2 separate regions of the Homo sapiens genome follow, and region 1 is linked to region 2. The links are chromatin loops, found by intact Hi-C in ENCODE. Cell type or tissue: endothelial cell of umbilical vein. All regions are shown on one strand. Links, peaks and the distances in the headings refer to the core of each region. The heading gives the core; the rest is flanking DNA. Region 1 overlaps MTCL1 (microtubule crosslinking factor 1). Region 2 has its middle 180 kb from the start of GACAT2.

The links. A loop is a pair of places that touch in the nucleus more often than their neighbours do. Peaks named below come from ENCODE experiments on the same cell type or tissue, not always from the same donor. Only the 100,000 strongest peaks of a DNase experiment are listed, where the experiment ranks them.
Region 1: it touches region 2 in a loop (9-fold over the local background); 2 of 110 quality-filtered maps call a loop at or near these places.

What each region holds. Positions count from the first base shown.
Region 1 is chr18:8,725,706-8,734,940 of GRCh38, reverse strand. The region is part of intron 3 of MTCL1 (microtubule crosslinking factor 1); the gene reads right to left. Among named protein-coding and RNA genes, the nearest start is that of GACAT2, 23 kb to the right of the region's middle. RefSeq lists an enhancer at 4,236-4,530. In endothelial cell of umbilical vein, for the core only: no CTCF peak of the experiment used is centred there; a DNase peak (open chromatin) is centred at 4,370; H3K27ac peaks cover 4,251 bases.
Region 2 is chr18:8,887,468-8,896,702 of GRCh38, reverse strand. No RefSeq gene overlaps it. Among named protein-coding and RNA genes, the nearest start is that of GACAT2, 180 kb to the right of the region's middle. In endothelial cell of umbilical vein, for the core only: no CTCF peak of the experiment used is centred there; a DNase peak (open chromatin) is centred at 5,542; H3K27ac peaks cover 1,532 bases.

The sequences.
Region 1 (9,235 bases), core at 551-8,550, 160 kb after region 2:
TCTCCTGGTGGAAAATTGTTAAGTTTCTGTAAAGGAGATGCTGCAGGCACACTGCTGCTGACCTGAAACCACCAGGGAAGTTCTAAAAACCACAGATGCCTGGGTCACCACCCCCAGGGTCTGATGTAGGGGCCAGGGTGTAGCTTGGGCAGCAGGATTCTTAAAAGCTCCGCAGGGATGCTACCGTGCAGCCAGGGCCTGGCATCACCAGCTAAAGGGCTTGATCCCAGGCACGCACTGTACAATCTTTCACCACCTCAGTAAAAGTGACGGCACAAGAAACCACTTGTCAAAACCTGCTCCTGGCACTGCCGCCCTCTAATCTTCCCACAGAGAAGGGCCCAAACATCTAGAGTCACTTAAAAGGGTGTTTTGCAAAAGGTTGAGAGCAAAGGTGAACATGGGTATCACCTTCTACCCATCTCATCAATCAGCTAGAAAATGCAGGGTACCCTTCAGAAAATACATAATGAGCCAAGCTGGAGACTTCACGGGGATGGCTCCGGAGCAGGGTGTGACCTGAGACAGTAAGAAGGGAGACAAGAGAGTTTTCCTAAGGTGCTAGAACAAACCTTGTGCAGCCAACCCACAATCTTGTCAAACAAATCCTTCAAGACAGTTGAAATCCTTCAACACAAAGTACTCAGGGTCAAGCGATGACTCTTCCCTCCAAAGCTTCAACGGAGTTGGAGGAGGAAAAGAGTTCTTGATTGCCACAAATTGGGGAGGGGGGGTGCTACCAGCATCTAGTGGGCAGAGGCTAGGAACACCGTTAAGCATCCTGCAGTCCACAGGATAGTCCCCACAACGAAGCAGGACCCAGTCTAAAACGACAGCAGAGAAACCCTGCTCCAAGCAGATTACTCAAGTGATTCCTCTAGCAACCCTCACCTGTAATGTTTCCACGAGGGTTAGATGACAACTGGGCCTTATTACTTAGGTGACCCTGTGAGTAACCTCGTTTACAAATAAGTTCAAAATAATGTTTATGGCTCTTTCTCAAGGGAAGATAAAAACGACATATCCAAACCCAAACCAAGATTCCTACACATGAGAACCCTTGGAAACAAACAAGAAACTCTGAGTGTTACTTCAAGATTGAAAAGTAAAAACGGCCTGGCCAAGCCCCACCACTGACCCAGCCAGCTGGCCGGCCCACTCCCACCTGCGAGGACGCTCCTGTAGCCTCCTCAGTGCCAATGCTTGAGGTTCTCAATCATTAACAGGATACTAACGGCCAAGCACAGTGGCTCACGCCTGTAATCCCAGCACTTTGAGAGGCCGAGGTGGGTGGATCACTTGAAGTCAGGAGTTCAAGACCAGCCTGGCCAACATGGTGAAACCCCATCTCTACTAAAAATACAAAAATTAGCCAGGTGTGGTGGCAGGCATCTGTAATCTCAGCTACCGGGAAGGCCAAGGCAGGAGAATCGCTTGAACCCAGGAGGCAAAGGTTGCAGTGAGGCAAGATCACGCCACTTCACTCCAGCCTGAGCGACAGAGACTCCCTCTCAAAAACAAACAAACAAACAAACAAAAAATGAGGCCGACACAGATACAGACAGGCACTTGTGAAAAACCATATCATCTTCAAATTTTAATGTTTCCTATAGTTTACAGAAACAATACATGGAGGATTTTTCAGCAGTGATTTTGTTTCTCTCATTTATGAAAAAAAGCTTTACTAATGCCCATGAATAAACACAGAAGATCAAACACTCCCCGGCCTCGTCTCACCTCAGCCCCCGAGGTGGTCTGACAGTCCCGAGGGCTGCCCTGCGCCCTGGCTCCCAGGCACTGCGTCCTCAGCTCTCACCTTCCTCCCCCCTGCCAGGAGAGATGAGCCACGTGTGATGCGAAAACAACTGGCAACGGTCTACCCGCAACTGTTGAGTGCTAAACAGTACACAGATAGATGTCTGATCAATGAACACGGCTTTGCCTGGGCAACCAGAGCACATCCGCACCCAAAGATGAACAGTGTCTACGTTCAAATGCCAACTGCCTGATGAATGCCCTCCCCATTTCCTGCTCCCCTTGTCCCAGGAACACTGCTGAAGGTCACACGAAAGCATATCTACGATGCAAGGAACAAACACACACCTAACTGCCCCCACCCCCAACATTCTTTCAGGGGAGAATAACCACCCTGTACAAACAGCCATGGGGAGCGGCACCCTGCCAGCACCTGGGGTCCATCCTCTCTCTGGGGCTTATTCTCAGGTCAGAATTCAAGTGCTGCCTGATTACCTGCCCAACAGGGAGACATTCAGTTGGGCTGTGTAACTATGTATGGGTGACTCGGCGTCTTTTCAATGCGAATGATTTTTTATTACCAGGGAGAAAAAAACAACACAACTTGCTTATTTGGCTCATAATCATACCATTTCAACGTACGATGGCTCACTTGAGTCTGAGCAACACCAAGAAACAGCACTCAGGCCGTAGAGAATCCTATGGAGTATTTTCTAAGCATTTCTATTTCTCTGACTCTTGATTCTGCACTTGAAGATAAAAGTTACCTAAATTAGCCAAACACGGCAGCTCACCCCTGTAATCCCAAAACTTTGGGAAACTGAGGTGGGAGGATTGTTTGAGCTCAGGAGTTTGAGACTAGCCTGGGCAACATGATGAGACCCAGTCTCTACTAAAAAATAAATAAATAAATAAATTTAAAAAATCAAAAAAATTAGCCGGGTGTGGTGGCACACGCCTGTAGTCTCAGCTACTCGGGAGGGTGAGGCAGGAAGATCCCTTGAGCCCAAGAGGTCAAGGCTGCAGTGAGCCATGATCCCTGGGCAACAGAGCGAGACCCTGTCTCAAAAAAAATGAAGATTAAAAGAATAAAGTTACCTAAATTATATTACATCAATAACATGACTTGTAGCATATAAATTCAACAGACCCCAAGAGAATCAAATACAAATTTTGAGGCGGGACACAGTGGCTCACGCCTGTAATCCCAGCACTTTGGGAGGCTGAGACAGGTGGATCACTTGAGGTTAGGAGTTCAAGACCAGCCTGGACAACATAATGAAACCCCGTCTCTACTGAAAATACAAAAATTAGCCAGGTGTGGTGGTGCACACCTGTAATCCCAGCTACTCAGGAGACTGAGGCAGGAGAATCACTTGAACCTGGGAGGCAGAGGTTGCAGTGAGCTGAGATCACACCACTGCACTCCAGCCTGGGTGACAGGGTGGGACTCTGTCTCAAAAAAAAATTTTTTTTTTGAGAAGAGCAGTAGTTTCTATTTTTCCCATAGCACAGACAATGCTACAAATTTGATGCAGTTTACTGCCTAGTGAAAGTCTAAATTATTCAGAAATATGTGCTGTCTATATTTTAATTATTATTTTTTTTCTTGAGACGAAGTCTCGCTCTTGCCCCCCAGGCTGGAGTGCGATGACGCGATCTTGGCTCACTGCAACCTCTGCCTCCCAGGTTCAAGCGATTCTCTTGCCTCGGCCTCCTGAGTAGCTGGGATTACAGACGCCTGCCACCATGCCTGGCTAATTTTTGTATTTTTAGTACAGACGGGGTTTCACCATGTTGGCTAGGCTGGTCTTGAACTCCTGACCTCAGGTGATCTGCCCGCCTCGGCCTCCTAAAGTACTGGGATTAGAGGCATGAACCATCGTGCCCAGCCTATTTTAATTATCATTATTATTATTTTTTACTTTTTTATCTTTTTTTGAGATGGAGTCTTGCTCTGTCGCCCAGGCTGGAGTGCAGTGGCACAATCTTGGCTCACTGCAAGCTCTGACTCCCGGGTTCACGCCATTCTCCTGCCTCAGCCTCCCGAGTAGCTATGACTACAGGCGCCCGCCACCACGGCCGGCTAATTTTTTGTATTTTTAGTAGAGATGGGGTTTCACCGTGTTAGCCAGGATGGTCTTGATCTCCTGACCTCGTGATCCGCCCACCTCGGCCTCCCCAAAGTGCTGGGAAAACAGACGTGAGCCACCGCACCCAGCCAATTATTTTTAAGAAAAGCAGCAAGCACAGTGTCTGTTTCACTACAAGTCAGAGGTTCCATTCTAACGTGTAGGTAAAATGCTGAAACGCCCTGCACATTATCAGAGATTCCCATCTTCCAAGAAAGGCTGTCTTAGAGAAGGAGAGAAATAGATGGATCTTCAATCTCTCAGGAAGTCTGCAAAGTAATGTTCACACAGCATCGCTGCGTCCAAGGTAGCCATCCCAAGGGTGCCATAATCTGCCCTAAAAGGTCCCCCGGAGCCTGCAGTGCTGTGGGCGAGACTGCACAGGAAATAAAAAGAAGGCAGCTGTACAGCGCACAGGGGACAAGCCGGCGTTGTCCAAGCCCAGCGAGGAGCCTGGCTGACGTTCAGGAAGTTGATGAACAGAAGCGGCTTCGCTTATCACTAACCAAACAGGCCAATTTCATGACTCACAGTCATTGTCAAAAAACTTGACCTACAGTGGAATTACTGGCCTTTATTAACTATCCTTAGGTAATGATATAAAGAATCAGAAATTCCTCAGCAAGAGATTTTTAAATAATGTTTTGGCTCTTTCTCAAGGGAAAAATAAAGATGATAAAACCTTCACCCATGGAACAAATATTTATCCAGCGTTTCATAAGGACGGGGCTGTGTAGAGAGACACAGACATACCAAAAGGCAAAGAGGTGAGTGGGCCAAAATGCCATTGAGGGATCAAATGGGATTCGGATCTGCTGGCTGGCACGGACTCCGCACCAAGAAAGCACTTTCAGGACATATATAGCTAAGTGATCAAGGCTGGGTGGCTCTGGCAGAGATCAATGGAACAGAGCAGAGAACCCAGAAACAGACCCAAACACATGTGCCCAACTGATTTTTGACAACAATGCAAAAGTAATTCGATGGAGGAAAGGTGGCCTTTTCAACAGACGGTGCCAGAGTAACTGGGTGTTCACAGGCCAAAAAAATGAAGCTTGACCTAAGTTTCATAGCATATACAAAAATTAATTCAAAATGGATCACAGACATACATGTGCAATGTAAAACAATAAAACTTTCCAAAAAATACATAGGAGAAAATATTCAGGATGTAGGGTTAGGCACAGAGCTTTTAAAATTGATACCACAAAAGGAATCATTCTTAAATTGGGCTTCATAAACTAAAAACTTTTGCCCTGAGAAAACCTTGTAAGAGGATGAGAAGACAAGCTACGGAGTAAGAGAAAATATTTGCAAACCATATATATATATATATATATATATATATATATATATATATATATATATATATATATATATTTGTCTTCTTGGGAAGCCAAAGTGAGAGGATCACTTGAGTCCAGGAGTTTGAGACAGCCTGAGCAACACTGTGAGACCTCATCTCTACAAAAGATTTTCTACAGTCAGCTGGGTGCGGTGGCGTATAACTCTAGTCCTAGTTACTCAGAAGGCTGAGGCAGAGGATCCCTTGAGCCCCAGAGTTCAAGGTGGCAGTACATCACGAGTATACCACTGTACTCCAATCTGGGTGACAGAGGGAGACCCTGTCTCTAAAAAAATTTTAATTAATTAACTTAATGTACAAAGAACTCTCAAAACTCAACAATGAAAAAAAATATATAACAGGCAGGCCTTAAGCCTGTAATCCCAGCACTTTGGGAGGCTAAGGCAGGAGGATCCCTTGAGGCCAGGAGTTTGAGACCAGACTGAGCAAAATGGCAAAACCCTGTCTCTCCAAAAAATACGGAAATTAGCTGGGCATGTGGCACTAGCCTAGCTACTCGGGGCCGGGGGTGGGGGTGGAAAGTGCTTAGGCGAGAGGACTGCTTGAGCCCAAGGAGGTCCAGGCTGCCTTGAGCTGTGATCACACCACTGGACTCCAGCCTGGGAGACAGCAAGACCTTGTCTCAAAAAACAGTACAATAAGCAAGCAATCCAGCTGGGCGTGGTGGCTCACATCTATAATCCCAGCACTTTGGGAGGCTGAGGTGGGTGGATCACCTGAGGTCAGGAGTTTGAGACCAGCCTGGCCAACATGGTGAAACCCTTGTTTCTTCTAAAACAAAAAGAAAAAGCTGGGCATGGTGGCGTGCACCTGTAATCCCAGCTACTCGGGAGGCTGCGGCAGGAGAATCGCTTGAACTCGGGAGGCGGAGGTTGCAGCGAGCCGAGATCAATCACGCCACTGCACTCCAGCCTGGGCGACAGAGCGAGACTCCGTCTCAAAAAAAAAAAAAAAAAAAAAAAAAAAAGAATGGACAACATAAGAAGGCCCCACATGGGACTAGCAGAAGTTTTAGAAAGAATACAGGTGATGAAAGGAAATACAATTCAGAGAAAATTTCACTATCGAACACTATTCGGAGTGAGAATTCTCCAGATTTCATGACAGACTTAATCAGACTGACGGTGAATGCTGAGCAAAATAAGAATAAATCTAGATAAAGTGGACTGAAACTATAGAATACCAAACACAAAAAGAAAAGTATAAGAGTCATCAGGAAGACAGATTAGCTTCAAAAATAAAAATTATGCTGACAGCAGACCTCTCTACAGCAAAATGAGCCAAAAGATAATAAAATATTATCTTCAAAGTGTTGGAATTCCACACCCAACTAAATAGATTTCAAGACAATATGAAATGAAAGCAATACTGCTAACTGAAAAAAACTGCTGAAGGATGTATTAAAAGATCAGCAAGAAGGAAACTGAACTCAGAGAAGTAACACTCAAGAAGCAATGATAAGTAAACAAATAGGCAATTAAATTAACTGTAAATTAATCTAAACAAGCATTAGCTATTAAATAAGTTTTTAAAAGGTCATTTTAAAAAGATGAAACTAAAATGATACTAAAACATATGAAAGACAAGATTTGATTAAAGTTGAAGCTTTCTAAGATGGCTGTATTCTTCAGGAGGAGAATACAGCTAATGATTAGTTTTAAACTTCAATTCAAACATGCATGTTAAACATGTGAGTGATCATTAAAATCACAGAAATAGAATGTATAACTTCCCAACTAAGACACAGAATTAAAAACTCAAAGAGAAGTCAAAGAAAGAGAGAGAGAGAGAGGGAGGGAGGGAGGGAAGCAGGGAGAGAGAGAGAGAGAGAGAGAAGGAGCAAGCAGGGAAAATAAAGAACATAAAATGCAATGACAGAAATAAACTCAAACCATCAGTAGCCACAATGCTTATATATGCATTAAATTTATCAGTTTAAAAAAGAGAGAGTCTCAGATCCCATTTTTAAAAAATGTAGCTACATTCTGTTCAGAAGAAATACACTGAAAACATAATGACATAGAAAAATGAAACTAAAGAAACCATAGAAAAGCTATCCCAGGCCATGCAAAGGACATGAACAGACATTTCTCAATTGAAGACATGTACCTGGTCAAGAAACATGAAGAAATGCTCCACATCACTAATCATCAGAGAAATGCAAATTAAAACCACAATGAGATATCATCAAACACCGGTCAGAATGGCTGTTATTAAAACATCAAAAAACAGCAGATGTTGGCATGGATATGGAGAAAAAGGAACTCTTATACACTGTTAGTAGGAATGTAAATTAGTACAGCTCTATGGAAAACAGTATAGGGAATTCTCAAAGTAGTAAAAATAGAACTACCATTCAACCCAGCAATCTCATTAATGTGCATCTACCCAAAAGAAATTATATTAAAAAAATACCTACACTCATGTGTTTATTGAAGCAATATGCACAATAGCAAAATCATGGAATCAACCTAAGTATCCATCAATAGACGATTAGATAAAGAAAGTGTGGTATATATACACCATGGAATACTACGCAGCAATAAAAAAGAATGAAACCCTGTCTTTCGCAGCAACATGGATGGAGCTGGAGGCCATTATCCTAAGTCAAATAACTCAGACACAGAAAATCCAATACTGCATGTTCTCACTTACAATTGAGAGCTAAACAATGGGTAAACATAGACACAAAGATGTAAATAATAGACACTGGGGAGTCCTTAAGCGGGGAGAATGGGCGGGATGGTGGTGAGGGTTTAAACAAATTATCTACTGAGTACAGTCACCGTTCGGGTGGTGGGTGCACTAGAAGCCCAAACCTCACTATTATGCAAGATACTCATGCAGCAAACCTGCACACATGCCTCCGAATCTAAAATTTAAAGAAATTTTAAAAAGAATTACCAAAACCCTGGGGTTCAAACCACCACCATCTCTCTCAAGGATTTACTGGAGAAGCCTCCTAACTTGCCTCCTCCACTCTCCCCCTTATTATGGACTGAACGTTTATGCCCTCCCCCAAATTCATATGTGGAAGCCCTGACCCTCAGCGTGATGTTCTATGGAGGTGGGGCCTTGGCCCCATGATGGGGTTAATATCTTTATGAAAAGAGGAAGAAACACCAGAACATTGCTTGTTGCGCGCGCGCATGCGCACTCGCTCTCTCTCGCTCGCTCTTGCGCGCGCGCGCGCTCTCTCTCTCTCTCTCTCTCTCCTCTTATTCTCACCCTCATGCTCTCTGCCATGTGAAAACACAGCAAGAAGGCAGCTATCTGTAAGCAGGGAAGAGGGCTCTCGCCAGGAACCAAATTGACTAGCATTTTGATTTTCGACTTCCCAGCCTCCAGAACTGTCAGAAATAAATGTCTGTTGTTTAAGACAAAAAAAAAAAAAAAAAAAAGAAAAAAAGAAAAAAAAGCTATCCCAAGCCAATACTACCCAAAAGAAATTTGGTATAGATGATGAAAGCAGATAAAAAAGAATTTACAGCAAAAAGCAATACATTAGAATAAAGAGGTCATTACCAACTGATAAAGGGAATAACTCATCACAAGGAAGAGTCCTAAATCTGTTTTCACTTAAAAATACGGTATCAAGACCAGGCGCGGTGGCTCACGCCTGTAATCCCAGCACTTTGGGAGGCCGAGGCGGGCAGATCACGAGGTCTGGAGATTGAGACCATCCTGGCTAACATGGTGAAACCCTGTCTCTACTAAATATGCAAAAAAAATTAGCCGGGCGTGGTGGCGGGTGCCTGTAGTCCCAGCTGCTCCGGAGGCTGAGGCAGGAGAATGGCGTGAACCCGGGAGGCAGAGCTTGCAGTGAGCCGAGATCGTGCCACTGCACTCCAGCCTGGGCGACAGAGAGAGACTCCATCTCAAAAAAAAAAAAAAAAAGAAAAAAAAAAAAAGAAAATGGCACCAAAATACATAACGCAAAGTTTGACAAATTACAAGAATAAAATTAAAATGCGCAATTATA
Region 2 (9,235 bases), core at 664-8,663:
TTCCTCCAGGGGGCCACTGGGCAACTCTGTGGATGGTGGTACAGTCATTGTTATGAGGACCACAGGAGTGGAGAGGGCATGGGGGAAATGATTATTTCCAATGTGGGCAAGCGGAATTTGTGATGCTAGTGGGCAACAAGACAGACATGCCTAGTACATTTCTGATGAAATTGGTCTGGATCTGTGTCTCAGTTGTCTATTTCTGGGTAACAAACCACCTCACAACTCAGTGGTCTAAAGCAAACAATGTCTTATTATCTCTCATGATTCTGACTGAGCTCAGCTGTGTGGTTCTTCTGTTTCATGTGAGGCCAGGGGCTTGCTTGGGCTGAAGAGGTCCAAGAGGATTAACCCACATGCAGCCTTGGAGGGAACAGCTGGAGCTCCACCGGGCCTCTTCTCCCTCCCTGTCTCTCTTTCTCTCCCACTCTCTCTCCCTCCAGTCTTGGGACTTCTCCATATGACTTTTCACATGGTAGTTAAAAGCTCCTAAAGGCATGTGATCCAAGAAATGAGAAGCAGATGCTGCCAAGCCTCTTAAGGTTGGGCCTGGAATTGGCATGGTAAGATTTCTACCACATTCTCTTGGTTGATGTGAGTCACAGGCCAGCTGGGATTCAGTGTGGGAGAGGACTCTCCAAGGCATGAATATCAGAAAGTGTGGTTCCCTGGAGGTCATCTTTGTAGGGTAGCTATATGTAATTAAACTTGAAAATAGTATTCTTCATTTTTTTTTTTTTTTGAGACTGAGTCTTGATGTGTTGCCAGGCTGGAGTGCAGTGGTGCAATCTCAGTTCACTGCAACCTCCGCCTCCAGGGTTCAAGTGATTCTCCTGCCTCAGCCTTCCGAGTAGCTGGGACTACAGGTGTGCACCACCATGCCCAGCTAATTTTTGTATTTTTAGTACAGACGGGGTTTCACCATGTTGGCCAGGATGATGTCAATCTCTTGACCTCATGATCTGCCTGTCTTGGCCTCCCAAACTGCTGGGATTACAGGAGTGAGCCACTGAACCTGGCCTCCTCATTCTTTGAATCCATCACCAAATATTTCAGAGCTTGTATCTCAGCTAAGCCTGTTAGTAAAGTTGCTTTGATTAGTTTAAGTATTCCCTGAACAGTCTCCTCATCTCTGTCTAGTCCATGGGCAACTCAAGTGAATTCCTGATGGTATAATTGCAAACAGATCTTTAACTTGGAACCAAAGTGAGGGAGTGTATTAGTCTGTCCTTGCACTGCTATAAATAAATACCTGAAACTGGATAATTTATAAAGAAAGGTTTAATTGGCTCATGGTTCTGCAGGCTGCATAGGAAGCATGGCTGGAGAGGCCTCAGGAAACTTACAATCATGGCGGAAGGCAAAGGTGAAGTAGGTGCATCTTACATGGCTGGAGGAGGAAGAGAGAAAAGGGGGGAGGTGCTATACAATTTTAAACAACCAGATCTTCTGAGAACTTACTTGCTATTACAAGACCAGCAAGGGGGAAATGTACCTCCATGATCCAGTCACCTCCCACCAGGCCCCTCCTCCAACACTGGGGATTACATTTCAACATGAGATTTGGGTGGGGAGACAAATCCAAACCATATCAGGGAGTGAATGTTCTCAGTCTGCAAATACATTCGTTATACTGTGATGAGGAGGGTAGACCGGGACCCTGTCAGGTCCTCAGAACCTTGGAGAGTGGCTGTCCCATTCAGCTCTACAAGATGATGGCTGAATTGCTAATTTTGGAGTGGAAAGAAGAACGCTTTCATGTTCAGTTACTATCTGTCACTGGAATTCTATCACAGACTTCAGTTTTGGGCTTTGTGGGTTTTTAGGGTCATCTGCAGATATGTATTGAAGTATTCAATAGCATAGGCAGAAAGTAACACAGTCTTCATATTATTAAATACATTGTATTATTAATATCATGCTTCTTTGAGAATTTGTAAAAGTGAGAATTTTGCTGTGTATTTCCCATGGTAAAGATAAAGTGAGATAAAAACTCTCAATACACTGCAATTATTACTCAAAAAATAAATAAACATGTACTGTGTAGGAGTTCTTGTCCTCTCTTGCATGTTTTTTAACTTCAGGTTTGAACCCTGAATCACATTTTCTTGCTACTTAGGAGGACCCATCAGCCAATTTAAGAATGATCCAATTTCTCTCAATTGGCAATATCTCTAGATATAACACATACCACGCAGTCTTTGAATTCCATGAACACAGAATCAATGCTGACCATTTTTCTGCTATACTGCCCCACATTTTTTTTCATCTATAAAATATGAGTTAAAATTTATCTTAAAATAATAGTTGGAATAAATGAGCAAGTGAAAAGCACTTTGAAAATATATAGCACAAAACAACTGCACCACTAGCTATTATTACTATTCCTCAAAATATGTAGTATTTCTAGTCCTGTTGTCTATACTTCTTTCACCTTTCTAAGAGGTGTTGGGAAATTTATTCTTAACACTGAGATTATTAAGGCACAGCTATTATTCCCCCTTCTTGTGGCAATAAAGGACATATTATTTCAGCTATAGCTAACTTATAAAAATGTTCAGTTACTCATGTCTTAGCCCGAGTGAACATACATTATTATGCTACATTCTTTACTATTTGTAAAATAGTTGTCAGCTACAAATGCATTATCCTACACATTGAAGTTAATGATGGAAAAATGCTGCTGTCACAGAAAATTGGATTGTGAAAGTAGATAAATGCTCAGGTGCTTATTTTTAAAATAGCAAGCATTCATCTTGTGATAGTATTGGCTTCCAGTAGCTTTATCTCCATTACATAAGTGCCAGGCAGGCAATTATTATCCTGGAAGAGTGTGAGGACTTGTTATTTCATCAGCACATAAAGAGTCTTCCTACTAGATGCCATATATGGTCTGAAGTCCTGGACTCCAATCCAACCTCTTCATTTAAACACTTTTAAATTTGTATATTTTAAAATATAAACAATGATCCAAAATTCAGACACTTCAAAAAGGCATATAATGAAACGTCCCCCTTCCCTCCTCTCCTCCAGCCACACAGGGCCCCACCTTGAAGTCAAATGATGTTAATGGTTTCTTGTGTATATCTGAGATATTTTGTGCATATATAGACATAGATCTGTATATCTATCTTCCTTATTGCCCCCTGTTATGGACTGAATTTGTATTCCCCAAATTCTTATGCTGAAGCCGTAATCCCCAGTATGTCCTGCATTTGGAGATAGGGCCTTTAAAGAGATACTTAAGGTAAAGTGAAGTCATTTGGGTGGGCCCTAGGCCAATATGGTGTCCTTATAAGAGGAGGAGATGAAGACAAACACATGCAGAGGGAAAACCACATGAAGATACAAAGAGAAGATGGCCGTCTGCAAGCCAAGACAAGGGGCTCCAGGAAAAACCAAACTTGCTGACACCCTGATCTTGGATTTCTAGCTTTCAGAGTTGAGAGAAAATTTCTGTTGTTTAAGCCACCCAGTCTGTAATATTTGTTATGGCAGCCCTAGCAGACTAATATGCCTCTGCTATTTTTTTTTAATTTTTAATTTTTACAAACTAGTAGCATACAATGCCCACTTTGCTGGACCCCTCTTTTTCACTTACTATATTTTTCACGAAGTACATAAAAGCTTCCCTCTTCATTTATTGTTATGGATATATGAATTATTTTTATTATATGGTTGTAGCATAACTATTTGACCATTCTCCTACTGATGAACATTTAGAATATTTCCGATATTTTACTACTAGAAACAATACTGTCATAAATAATTTGTATATGAATAATTTTACACACGAGCAAGCATACCCGTAGAATCAGTTTCTAAAACTAACACCACTGCGTATAAGGACATCTGCAGTAATATTTTGGGTTTAAAAAAATTTTTTTTAATTTTTTATTTTTTGAGACAGAATCTCATTCTGTTGCCCTGGCTGGAGTGCAGTGGTGCAATCTCAGCTCACAGCAACCTCTGCCTACCAGGTTCAAGCGATTCTCCTGCCTCAGCCTCCCAAGCAGCTGGGATTACAGGCGCCCGCAACCACGCTTGGTCATATATATATATATATATTTTTGTATTTTTAGTAGAGACGAGGTTTCATTATGTTAGACAGGTTGGTCTCGAACTCCTGACTCTGGTGATCCGCCCACCTCCGCCTCCCAAAGTGCTGGGATTGCAGGCATGAACCACTGCATCTGGCTTGCAGTAATATTTTGATAGTTATTGCCAAATTGCCCTTCCTGGAGGACATACAGACTTATACTTACACCAGAAAGAATGAGAGTGCCTACTTCCTACATCTTCCACACACAGTTTGTTATTGAACTTTTTGATTTTTACTAATCTGGTAAAAATTTTGCATGTCAGGAAGTATCATTTTGCAGTTTTCTCATTGTGGTGATGTTGAACATCTTTTTGTAAGTTTAAAAGACATTTATATCTCATTTTTTGATTAAGCTTCTTTTTCCACTGGGCTTTTCATCTTTTTGTATTGTAGATGTTCTTTTTTTTTTTTCTTTTATTTTTATTTTGAAACAGGGTCTTGCTCTGTCACCCAGCCTGGAGTGCAGTGAGGTGATCATAGCTCACTGCAGCCTTGACCTCCCTGGCTCAAGCAATCCTCCCATCTCAGCCTCCTGAGTAGCTAGAACTACAGGTGCACGCCATTATGCCTGGCCAATTTTAAAACAATTCTTTGTAGGGATGAGGTCTCACAATGTTGCCCACGTTAGTTTTGAACTCCTCGGCTCAAGTGATCCTCCTGCCTTGGCCTCCCAAAGTACTGATGTTCTTTATTTGTTAGAAAAATTAGTCATTTTCAGTGATATGAGTTGCAAACATTTCCCCCAGTTTGTACTGGTCTTTTTACATTACTTCTGAGGAGGCTGTGTAGAAAATTTTGAGTTTAATATTATCAACTTTATCAGTCCTTTTTAAAACAGTGCAATGGCCTCTGACAATAAGCACCCAGAGTGAGGATAAACTTCCTGGGGACCTCGGGACCCCTGAACTTGCTTGCAGCTGATGTCTGAAATGAGGCTCACTTCAGGCATCAGCTGCAAGTTCAGGGGTCCCCAGGCCACCTTCACTCCTGACCAACTGGTTACAAGTTCGGGGTTCCCACGATCCTCTCAAGTTTGATAATTCACTAGAATGACTAACAGAATTCAGGGAAGAGCTATATGATTTAAAAAATTACAGTTTTATTATCACAAAAAGATTACGAATAAGAACCAATCAAAAGAAGAGACAGATAGGTAGAGGTCTGGGAGGGTCCTAGATGGGAAGTTTCTGGTGTCCTCTCCCTGCAGAGATGGGATGCATCATCCTCCGAGCACATCGGTGTGTACAATATGCAGAGTACTGTCAACTAGGATACACACTTGAGCTTCAAGTTCAGAGTTTTTTTGGGTTTCATTATGTGTGCATGATTGATTGAAACACTAGTCACCCTCTGAACTCAGTCTCCAGTCACCCCTCTTCCCTCCCTGGAGATCAGGCTGATATCACTTGGCTCAAATTCCAACCCTCTAATGACATAATTGGTCTCTCTCTCAGTGGCCAGCCTCTGTCTCGAGTCATCTCTTAGAAACTGTCGAAGAGCCTCCTATGAGTCACCTTATTAGAATAAACTATGAGGGCATACCATGAATAACAAAGACATTCCTATCACCCAGGAAATTCCAAGAAGTTAGAGATTAACTCACAGGAACCAGGAACCAGGGACAAAGCCCAATAAATTCTTTATTACTCAGGATACAGATTCTGGATTTTGTTTCATACATAGAAAGCACTTCCTTTTCTAAGATTATTATAAAAACAAATTACCCCATGATTTCCTCTAGTACCTGAATGATTCAATTTTTTTCCAACATAAAAGTGTGATTATAGATTCAAATCGTTTTCTTTTTTTCTTTCTTTCTTTCTTTCTTTTTTTTTTTGAGACAGGGTCTTGCTCTGTTGCACAGGCTGGAATACAGTGGTGTTATCATAGTTGACTGTAGCATTGAGCTCCTGGGCTCGAGCAATCCTCCCATCTCTGCCTCCTGAGTAGCTGGAACTATAGGCATGTGCCACCATGCCTGGCTAATTAAAAAAAATTTTTTTTGTAGAGATGGGGTCTCCCTATGTTGCCCGGGCTGCAAATTGTTTTCTTGATAATTGTCCCCTAACCATTTGTTGAATAAACTATTTTTCTTCTACTGATTGAAATGCTAACCTTAGCCTATACTAAATTTCCGTATGTATATGGATCTATTTCTCAACTTTATAATGTGTTCAATTGCATTTTTAAATGTTTATACCACATTATTATAATTTTATAATTTATTATTTCAAATTAATATTAATAGTAAATTTCTTAAACTTCTAAAAAACTTTTTTTGGAAATAGATTTAAAATCAAATACCAATTAGAGGTGGTAAGACACAAATGTAGCTGTCAGAGGAGTAGACAGTATCCTATTGATCTGGTTTGTCAGCTGGTTAGCAGGTTAGCATAGGGATTGTTCCAATGAATTCACTTACTTTATTGCCAGAATTGAAGAAAACTTATAAAACTGTGCTGCATTTATTTGTGTTTTACAAGCAGTTATTCAGAATCAAATGGAAATTTTTCACTGCATTGGAAATAGCCTGGCCAAATCCTCAAATTCCACAGAAGCAGTTTAGGTGTTTGGTCTTCTCAATGGTCAGCTTTTGGATGAGTTGGGCACTTGTTTTCCTCAATGACCACCTCCTGTACATCTTGACCTGGAGACAAACTACTCAGTTTCTCCCAGCAGCATTAACTGGGCCTCACTCTGTTCTTGAACAAGATGAGTTCAAGTCAGCCAGTGCAACCAGATCCAGTGTAGACAGAATCTGGTTCTTTGATCATCAACCCTGGGAGGAACTATCATCTTCATACTAGTCTTTTCCTTCAGACTGGGCAAAGAACATTTGTGGAATAGACCACATATTTGTGGCTCTCACTGGTAAAAATGTAGCTTTGTAAGCTTGCCTGAGAACAGAGCATGAATGTCAGATCCTGGCTCAGCTGCACTGCCTAACTTGGGGAGTTTTAGAAGTTACGCATCAGCAAAAAAATGTCCTGATCTGACAGCTTTGAAGAGAGTAGTGGTTCTCCCTGCTTGGAGTTTGAGATCTGAGAACGGACAGACTGCCTCCTCAAGTGGGTCCCTGACCCCTGAGTAGCCTAACTGGGAGACACCTCCCAGCAGGGGCTGACTGACACCTCATACAGCCGGGTGCACCTCTGAGATGAAGCTTCCAGAGGAATGATCAGGCAACATCTGCTGTTCTGCAAAATTTACTGTTCTGCTGCCTCCGCTGGTGATACCCAGGCAAACAGGGTCTGGAGTGGACCTCCAGTAAACTCCAACGGACCTGCAGCTGAGGGTCCTGACTGTTAGAAGGAAAACTAACAAACAGAAAGGACATCCACACCAAAATCCCATCTGTACGTCACCACCATCAAAGACCAAAGGTAGATAAAATCACAAAGATGGGTAGAAACCAGAGCAGAAAAGCTGAAAATTCTAAAAATCAGAGCACCTCTTCTCCTCCAAAGGAACGCAGCTCCTCGCCAGCAATGGAACAAAGCTGGATGGAGGAAGACTTTGACGGGTAGAGAGAAGAAGGCTTCAGACGATCAGTAATAATAAACTTCTCCAAGCTAAAAGAGGATGTTCAAACCCATTGCAAAGAAGCTAAAAACATTGAAAAAAGATTAGATGAATGGCTAACTAGAATAACCAACGCAGAGAAGTCCTTAAATGACCTGATGGAGCTGAAAACCATGGCACGAGAACTACGTGACACATGCAAAAGCTTCAGTAGCCGGTTTGATCAAGTGGAAGAAAGGGTATCAGTGATTGAAGATCAAATGAATGAAATGAAGCAAGAAGAGACGTTTAGAGAAAAAAGAGTAAAAGGAAATGAACAAAGCCTCCAAGAATTATGAGACTATGTGAAAAGACCAAATCTACGTCTGATTGGTGTACTTGAAAGTGACAGGGAGAATGGAACCAAGTTGGAAAACACTCTTCAGGATATTATCCAGGAGAACTTCCCCAACCTAGCAAGGCAGGCCAACATTCAAATTTAGGAAATACAGAGAACGCCACAAAGATACTCCTCGAGAAGAGCAACTCCAAGACACATAATTGTCAGATTCACCAAAGTTGAAATGAAGGAAAAAATGTTAAGGGCAGCCAGAGAGAAAGGTCGGGTTACCCACAAAGGGAAGCCCATCAGACTAACAGGGAATCTCTCAGCAGAAACTCTATGAGTCAGAAGAGAGTGGGGGCCAATATTCAACATTCTTAAAGAAAAGAATTTTCAACCCAGAATTTCATATCCAGCCAAACTAAGCTTCATAAGTGAAGGAGAAATAAAATGCTTTACAGACAAACAAATGCTGAGAGATTTTGTCACCACTAGGCCTGCCTTACAAGAGCTCCTGAAGGAATCACTAAACATGGAAAGGAACAACTGGTACCAGCCACTGCAAAAACATGCCAAATTGTAAAGACCATCAATGCTAGGAAGAAACTGCAGCAACTAACAAGCAAAATAACCAGCTAACATCATAATGACAGGATCAAATTCACACATAACAATATTAACCTTAAATGTAAATGGGCTAAATTCTCCAATTAAAAGACACAGACTGGCAAATTGGATAACGAGTCAAGACCCATCAGTGTGCTGTATTCAGGAGACCCATCTCACATGCAGAGACACGTATAGGCTCAAAATAAAGGGATGGAGGAAGATCTACCAACCAAATGGAAAACAAAGGCAGGGGTTGCAATTCTAGTCTCTGATAAAACAGACTTTAAACCAACAAAAATCAAAAGAGACAAAGAAGGCCATTACATAATGATAAAGGGATCAATTCAACAAGAAGAGCTAACTATCCTAAATATATATGCACCCAATACAGGAGCACCCAGATTCATAAAGCAAGTCCTTAGAGACTGACAAAGTGACTTAGACTCTCACACAATAATAATGGGAGACTTTAACACCCCACTGTCAACATTACACAGATCAACGAGACAGAAAGTTAACAAGGATATCCAGGAATTGAACTCAGCTCTGCACCAAGTGGACCTAATAGACATCTACAGAACTCTCCACCCCAAATCAACAGAATATACATTCTTCTCAACACCACATCACACTTATTCTAAAATTGACCACATAGTTGGAAGTAAAGCACTCCTCAGCAA